Linked DNA regions of Mus musculus: region 1 is linked to region 2. The links are chromatin loops, found by intact Hi-C in ENCODE. Cell type or tissue: heart. All regions are shown on one strand. Each heading gives the region's core, and the rest is flanking DNA. Links, peaks and the distances in the headings are about the cores only.

Region 1 (4,396 bases), core at 266-4,265, 66 kb before region 2:
TATCAAGCGGCTGGTCCCGTGGGTCACAGAGAAGTGGTAGAGTTAGGACTTCAGCTTGCGTGCCAGAGAAGGTAGAGGCCATCTTGTGCCAGATTTGCTTTATGATTTCGAGCTGTCTCCCAGAAGCCAGCACAGCATCTCAGACACAGCACACTTTCTGACAGGCCCCAGAGGGCCTAGCCTCAGGCATGCATGGGGCTTTTCACTTACTACACACTTTGCCTGCACCACTCTGTTCTTCCAGGTCTGTGTGAGGAAGCCTGCCTTCCACGCTCGGATGAGGCCTTACCACCTCCCTGAGGCTTCACAGGCTTTTGGTTTCCACCCCTCTTCCTGTTTCCACCTGCCTATCCCCCCTGTACACACCTGAGACCCAGCTTCTGGGGTCTCTGGTACTTGTCCATGGTGCTATAATGTTACTTTAGTGATGGCGTCCCACCTAGAGCACCTGCCTTCTCCTGGCCAAGAGCCCTTGCTTCATTTTCTTCTCCTTGCTTGTCACCCCAGCACTGTGGCAGATGTCTACTAAATGGTGACTATGTCCTGGATGCGATTAACACCCGGGACTCTGGGGGAACAGGAGAAGAACGAGGGTCTCCCTAACACAGTGTGTTCTCCGGTCCTCTACCCAGAACTCCTTGTCTCATGTTGCCAGTTTCTTGCACAGTCTCTTTGACAGCCAGGCTTATTTCTACCTCAACATATCAACGTCAGCAGCATCTCCCTAGTCCCTTCTGGCACCAGGCCTGGAGCTGTAACCTATAAAGCATGCTGTAAATGAAACTGGAGGCGCATCGCCCTAAACTCATCAGAGACGCTTAGACCCACCAAGTCATAGGCAAACCTTTGAAAGTGTGGGTGGCTGTTGTGTTAAATAGCAACCCCCAGAAAGTGGCCTTTGTCACGTACTTCTTTTTCCTGACAATTCCAGTTCTCCTCTTGTGCATGGTGTCGTCATCTTCCCAAGCCCCAGTCACCAACTATCCATCTCCATTCTCAGACACACTCACATTGATCTTTAAGCCTTGTGTCCAGTCCCACCTCTCTCTGTAAGAAGTCCCCACCATCTGGAGATGTCAAAGATATTGCTGGCTGATTGATTTCTTGCATCAGCCAAGCCATGTGGATGTCTTTCCTGTCTGTCTGCTTACCAGGTCTTTTGTGTTCCTCACGATGGGCTCACTGTGTACCTCACTCCTGCTACATACCGTATATGGATGTAGGATTAAAATTCTCCAGAGCACTAAGATAACCAGGAGCTGCCTCTGGGAATATTCCAGGGGACCAAAGAGCTACTCCCACAGGGAGGCCCCCGTTTGTGATCCATGTATTTCAGTATGTGTGGGGAACATCCTTGCGACTTAAACAAGACATCTTTAAGCTGGCCTTACTGTGAGACAGATCCCACATTGACACTCTGTGGCCACTAAAACAAGGGCTGATGGATTCCATTCACTGTCCCTCACACAATGACCCTTTGATGTCTTTGGTCTTATCTGAGGAAATATCTTTCTCCATTTGTGAGCCTGGATGTAGGCTTGTGTCTCATGGGAGTCTTCTAGGAGAATTTGGAAAATGCAGGATCCCTTAGAGCATCCATAAAAGACTCATGATGCCAGTGTTTGCAAGCTAGAGTCCCCAGTGAAGGAGCTAGAGAAAGGACCAAAGGAGCTGAAGGGGTTTGCAACCCCATAGGAGGAACAACAATATGAACTAACCAGTACCCCCAGAGTTCCCAGGGACTAAACCACCAACCAAAGAATACACATGGTGGGACTCACGGCTCCAGCTGCATATGTAGCAGAGGATGGCCTAGTCAGACATCAATGAGAGGATAGGCCCTTGGTCCTGTGAAGGCTCGATACCCCAGTGTAGAGGAATGCCAGGGCCAGAAGGTGGGAGTGGGTGGGTTGGTGAGCAGGAGGAGGGGGGAGGGGGTGGGGGAGGGGTTTTTTTTTTTCCGGAGGGGAAACCAGAAAAGAGGATAAAATTTGAAAGGTAAATAAAGAAAATATCCAATAAACAAACAAACAAACAAATCTCTTCATTCTCTGTCAGAGTGTTCCAGACTTGACATGCCCAGGTCAACTACACTCCTGTTAGTTATAGCCAGCACCTGAGGTTGAGACCTCCCACACAACCCTCCTTTCCCATGTGAACACTCATGTCCAGCTTTTCAGGGTAGCAGCCCAGCCAGCATAACAGTCCATGCAACCCTGACCCTGCCGTCACCACAAGCAGTGTCCACTCCTGTCTGAGTGCCCAGCATCTGCCACACACATCAAGACAAAGGTACTCTTAAATGTAAGTCCGCGATATCTTCCCTGGATTAAGAAAGGAAACCCCAACATTAGAAGACTGTCAGCGATTCTTGCCTGCCTGTCTTCTCCTTCCTGGACAGCTGTGTCCCCTTCCTGTTGCCTGGCATGTGTCCGTCTTCCTGAAGACCTCTGCCCTGCTCTTCATTTCCTCTGGCTTCTCTTCCTTCCCCTGACCTCTGACCTCAGCTCACTCATACCTCTGCTCCAAGGCTACCCAGCCAGAGAGCTGCCTGGCACACAGCCAGTCCCTGCCTCTCAGCTGTCATCCCCAGCAGATGATGTCTATCTATGCATTTGCTCACTGCCTCTCTCCCCAGGAGTGGGGGCTTCCATGAAGATAACCTTCTCACTGTTTACTGCTGTGTCCCCAGGGCTGACATCATTCCTCACACATGACAATCACTCAAAAAAATAGTTGTTGAAAGAAGTGTGAGTGAAGGAACTGATGGAAGCTTTCCAGCTGGTATCTAAAGGAACTCACAACCCCGGGAGAAGAGGAACGGAAAGTGTAAGCAATGGTGAGTTTTGATATCCACCCAGAGGGCTTGAAAAGTTTGGAGTATGGGAAAGCGTGTGTGTGAGCATCAGGAAAACTCTTACATCCCAAAACATGGGGGGAGAACCAAGATGGTTTTTAGAAGGCGAAATAACGAACTCCAAGATGTAGTGACAATGGAATATTATTCAGCATTAAAGAGAAATAAGCAGCCGAGTGATTAAAGGGGCTTGGGGGAGGGAGAGGCCTTAAATGCTGATTCATCAAGGAACAATGCCCACGTAAGAAGGCTTTGTTTTCTGTGATCCCATGACACTTGGGAAAGGCAGAACTGCAGAGTCAATGAGGATGCTGGTGGCTTTTGGCCCCACCAGGGTGGGAAGGGCAAGAGGCAGAGCAGAGGGAGATCACACAGCAGGGCAGCTGTTCTTTTGACTCTGTGATGTAGGCATACACACTTTTAGAAACCCATGGAGTGTCGAACTCTCAGATGAACCCTAATGTGGAGCAATAACTTCTACTAAACGAGCATGAATGGGGTGGGAGTTATTGCCACAGAGAGCTGCACACAGGTGGGGACAGGAGTGCATGGGAAAAACCTCTCTGTACTTTCCACTTGCTTTTTAAAATAAAGGTAAAACCTTTAAAAAGTAAAGTCTACTGGGAAAACACACAAGAACAAAGTGTTGGAGCAAGAACAGTAACCTAGTCTGGGGTAGTTTGGTGTGTTGAAGACAAGGCAGTCTGTAAGTGTCTTGAGAGGGTAAGGGGCCATGGATACTTGTATGGAGCAACTGAGGCAAGAGGTGGGCACAGGTCAGGTTGGACAGACATTCACATGCTAGGGTAGCAAAGTTTTAGATAATGAAGTTTAGGAATCAATAGTGTGGATGTGCGAATAACAGGAACAATGTCCACATGATTGACCTAGGAATTTGACAGGGGAATAGCAGTAGAGAAGTGTACTGGCTAGTTTCATGTGGCAACTTGACACAAGCTGGAGTTACCACAGAGAAAGGATCCTCCCTTGAGGAAATGCCTCCATGAGATTCAGCTGTAAGGCATTTTCTCAATTAGTGATCAAGAGGGGAGAGCTCCGTCCATTATTGTGGGTGGTGTCATCCCTGGGCTGGTAGTCTTGGGTTCTGTAAGAGAGAGCAAAGTGAACAAATCAGAGGAAACAAGCCAGGAAGTAACATTCCTTCATGGCCTCTGCATCACCTCCTGCTTCCTGACCTGCTTGACTCCCAATCCTGACTTCCTTTGGTGATGAACAACAATGTGGAAGTATAAGCTGAATAAATTCTCTCCTCCCCAACTTGCTTCTTGGTTATGATATTTGTTCAGGAATAGAAACCCTGACTAAAACAAGATGGAAAGAGACTGTTCTGTTGTTGTGATGAAGATGCCGGGGGGTGGGGGGGAGGGTAGGAGGGGTGCTGGAGAGATGACTAAGTGGTTAAAGCACTGACTGCTCTTCTGACGGTCTTGAGTTCAAATCCAAGCAACCACATGGTGTCTCACAACCATTCATAATGAGAACTGACACCCTCTTCTGACGTGTCTGAAGACAGTTACA
Region 2 (4,396 bases), core at 129-4,128:
GATTAAAGGGAAACATGATGGTAGCTTTGCTTGTGAGCTCTAGAGTTGACCCTGAGAACTGACTACAGAATCTCCCTTCCCTTCCATAGAAACCCCAGGGGACATTTAGACTTGTTCCTTCCAGAATCCAAGTCTGTTGCATCTAAGAAGGAAGATGAGTGGGCACTGTTCTTAACTCCGTTAGCATTGCTATGGTTACTGAGATCCGTTGACTGCAGAGGTACAAGGGCGGTGTGCTATGCATCTTCCCAGCCACCACTGTGCTTGCGCAGTTCTGCTCTGTACCTTCCCAGTCATCACACTGCAGTTGCACCTGTGCAGCTCTGACTGGGGGCCCAAGATCCTGAAGGGGGGGAACGACGATTACAGCCTGTCTGTCTGCTGATGAAGCAGGCTCTCTTTGATTCATAAGAGGCAAAAGTCACAATGGATAATTCATGAGCTGACTAAAGACTCATCCTCATGAAATCATGTATGTGGCTGAGCCTTCCTTCCATCCAGGCTAGGTCGTTATGCACAATGTTGTTATGAATATTCATAAGGTTTTTCAGTGAATGTGTTTTCAATTTCCTTGAGCTTATACATAGAACTTTGTTCTACTGCTGTGTCATGTGATAAATCTGTTGCAATTTTTGAAGGTCTGCCAATTGATTTCCAGAGGGGCTACAGCATTTTGCATTCTTAATACTTGGCACTTAAAGACTTTATAATGAACTTGTTATTGTAGCTCTGCTCGTGGGTGTGAAGTGCCGACTCACTGTGGTTCCCTGATGGTTACTAATATTTGCCAGCTTGTTATCTTGTTGTTGACCATTTGTAGGTCTTTAGAAAAACACTTTAGATTTTTCTTTCCATGTATAGCTTTTTTTCCCAATTTGACCTATTTGCCCTTATATTGTTATTTTAAAAGTTTTTTATACATTTCTGGATAGTAGGCCTGGTCTTCATCTTTGGGAGCCATTACATTATATTTTGGCTCAGGATGTCGGTAGGGCACAGTAAGTGCATTAAGTTGGCAATATCATTAAACTAAAAGCACACTTCATGCATCTAGTCACATGAACGTCATGCTTAAGCTAGGCCATATCATATGTATTCTGAGCACGTAGTTTAGCCCACAGGTAGAGCTAGTCATGTAGCATGAAGCCTGCATTGCGCACATCATGATGATGTGCTGTGTGGTTCATGTAACTTACTCAGTGCCATAGCAAAACGGAAACCAGTGCAAGTGCTCGGGGATAGTTTTGCATCACCATAAAGTTGAAGACATTTGCTGGATCACTGTGACAGAGATATCTCTTCTACCTTAGACTGAGAAATGAACAAATCACAGTGTTGGTGTCACTGTTCTGGGGTCTGAGAAGTTTGAGAGTCTTCATGACTCTGAGGCTAGAACTGCCCAAGCACACAGTTATGAGGCATTTGAAGGTTTACCCTCTCAAGGGCTTTGCTGTGGTCATAAAGGATAAAAGGGAGAAAAATAGAGAAAGGGGGAATCGGATGAGGCTCCAAAGAGGCTTTGGGAACGAAAAGCTTCATGGATTTTGTGACCCTAGAACTACAAGTTTCATGGCTTGATTCTTGGAGAACTGAAGAGCCCAAAGTAATACGCCCTTGCTTGTGACCCGAGGACATCCAGAAAGAGTGTCTTTTGTCTCTTCAGAGTGTGTGGCCCATGGGGAGGAGTTATTCGCAATCCCAGGGGCAGGGGCTTGCTTGTCCATTGCTGTATGTAGGAAGCATGCACAGTCACTGTCTCCCATTATGCCCACTGTTCAGTCAGCACTCCCTTGGCTAGCAGGATGCCATGGTTGAGGGTGGCAAAGAAAAGTCACTGTAGTGATGATGTGTATCTTTATCTGAAGATAGGAAAGGAGGGGGAGACTCCAGGGAACCTGAGGTATGTGCCTGAGGTATTTTGTTGTTGTTTTACATTGTTTTTACTTTTTATTTTTAAGTGGCAGTTAATTGCCCCTAAGTGGCAGAAGGCTGTGTCCTAGCAATATCTGACATTTTAAAGAACATATCCTTCCATGCCTTTTGTGTATTTCATCTATTACATTACTACTTTTGCAGAGGAAGTAGAACTGGTGCACTAGCTTCCAGGGACACGCCCTCTTGCTTACCATGGCTTTGTTTGCACATATACGGGCCTTGCAATTTCAACCAGTCCTTTATCATAGACTCCCCAGTAGGTGGCCACCTCACATTGTCTGTCTTACTGGCAAAGAAATCGGCGTTCATCCATAGCCCTTCATTTATTCCTTAATAACTACCAATGTTTTCCTCCAAACTAGCAGAGACAAAGCACTGCTTGGGATGTCAATCGTTTCTCTTCCATTCCATGTATTTGCACAGTTATGATGGCTGTGGATAGCTCTTGATGTGTTTTACCCTTTCATATTTGCAAGCTAGTTGTCTGAAAGACTTGGAATATGAGATACATACTCTGTGCACCATCAACTATTAAGTGCTGAGACTTCTTTCTGTGCAGTACGAGAGCTCAAACTCATAGCTTTGTGCATGCCAGCCTAGTCCTCCATCTGAGCACTCCAGCCCAGTGCTCCATCTGAGCATTCCAGACTAGTATTCTATCTGAACATTCCAGTGCAGTGCTCTATCTGAGCTCCCCATCTAGTTCCAGAGACCCCTTCTTGAGTCCCTGATATTCCTGGCCTTGGTCCTTTGGACTGGGCCTTGTAGCATTTTCTATTCCCTTTCAGTTACTGCAGAAGGAATCCTAAGCAGTGATGCTTAAATGAGACCTAAACAAGAGTAGCTCACATTCTGCCCACAGTCTGAAAGACACAGGTGCTTGCACAGCATGGCTGTCATGCATTTCTGAGGGCGTGATCTCTTGGAGCTAGATGCTAAGAAGAGACACCGTGTCCTGATCTAAGCTGAGTACAGTTCTGCTATTTTAACAATGGGTCCAGTCAGCAGTAAGGACACCAGACTGGAGATTCAACCCAGGTGTAAGTGGAAAGAGGAATGGGATTCAGGGTGGAGGGAAGTGGGAAGATGGTGTCATGGGGTGGATCAGGCAGCTGGGATTTGGTTGGGAGGTAAATGGGGTTAGATAGAAGCAAGCTCACCTCTGGGCAGAGCCAGGCTTCTGCATATCCCAGGAAGAATGACAAGGAAGGGATGGGGTGGGGATTCCTGAGACTGCAGACCCGGAGGGGAGCAAGTGGCCACTGAAGCTTGTGGAAGCAGCTGAGAAGGTTCAGGAAAGCTGAGCTGAGAGGGATGTGTGACTGGGCACTCGAGGAGAGAGCCTTAGAGAAGCCACATGGGATCAGAACAAGACTTCCGAGTTTCTAGATCCAGGTTCCAATACTGGCATGCGCTCAGGTGCGTTGGGATGGAAATGTGCTTGTGGCGACCAGAAAACAACCATGGGCGTCATTTCTCAGGCATATTTTGTGTTATTTCTTTATTCATTTTGGAGACAGCATTCGAGTCTGGCTGGCCCGTGAGTCCCAGGAATCAGGCTATCTCCATCTCCCCAGTGCTGGGATTACAAACATGCATCACATTCACCTTCTCTTCTATACCGGTTCTGTTACTCAGGGCCTGGTGCTTCCCTGGCGCGCACTTCGCTGACTGAGCTACATCCTCAGCCCTTTGATCCCAAGTTCCTGCAGCTGCAAGAACGGAGCTTCACTGAGACTGACTCTGAGTATGTGGAAACATTGATTCAAGAGTGATAGCCGAGTTGGTGACTTCTGAGAAAGTGGCCTTGTCACTGTGTAGCAAGGGAACTAAATCGGAACCACAGAGATGAATGATGTCATTGTTAGGAGTCCCTGCCATTGACCAGGGCCCTGGAACAGAAAGGCTTACAATGAGATGGTACATGTGTCAGGGATGTCTTCCTGTGATGTCCCCTCAACAGTGACGGTGACATTGAAAGTGTTCTGAGTGCTGAGCATTTGCTTCCAGCTCCTCCATGCTGTTCTGTTCTGCTTTATGCATTTTGAAACAGCATCTCTATATGTATCCTTGGTTGTGCTGGATGGCACTATGTAGACCAGGCTGGCCCTGATGGGACTTCCAGAAATAAATGACAATTATAAAGATTTTAACCTCTGTAGGACCACACATCTCTAGCAACATCATAAACTTCATAAGCTATGTCCTCTTCTCTTCATTTAAGCTCACCCAGAGCTGATTAGGGTAATGAATACACAACACTCATTTAAAGAGAAAAGTGAAAAAAAATAACAAAATAATTCTTCCAGTGGATCAGAGAGAAAAGGATATATACTATATACCAAGCTGTAGGTGGCTCTGACAGCAGAATGGATGATTCTGTAGACCCAGAGGCTAAAGGACCAGGTGTCTCCAAGGCTGGTTCCAGGCAAGGGCTCTCTCCCCAGCCTGTAGATACAAC

The links. Hi-C counts contacts between places; a loop is a spot of excess contacts. Peaks named below come from ENCODE experiments on the same cell type or tissue, not always from the same donor. Only the 100,000 strongest peaks of a DNase experiment are listed, where the experiment ranks them.
Region 1: it touches region 2 in a loop (2.3-fold over the local background); 1 of 42 quality-filtered maps calls a loop at or near these places.

What each region holds. Positions count from the first base shown.
Region 1 is chr13:70,647,603-70,651,998 of GRCm38, forward strand. It overlaps Gm36377 (a long non-coding RNA gene), which reads right to left. Exons shown (of 3, transcript XR_382634.3): 3 at 2,984-3,962. Among named protein-coding and RNA genes, the nearest start is that of Gm36377, 6.0 kb to the right of the region's middle. In heart, for the core only: no CTCF peak of the experiment used is centred there; a DNase peak (open chromatin) is centred at 2,509; H3K27ac peaks cover 1,084 bases.
Region 2 is chr13:70,714,052-70,718,447 of GRCm38, forward strand. All of the region lies in intron 4 of Gm36607 (a long non-coding RNA gene), which reads left to right. Among named protein-coding and RNA genes, the nearest start is that of Gm36607, 10 kb to the left of the region's middle. In heart, for the core only: a CTCF peak has its summit at 2,191; no DNase peak of the experiment used is centred there; H3K27me3 peaks cover 418 bases.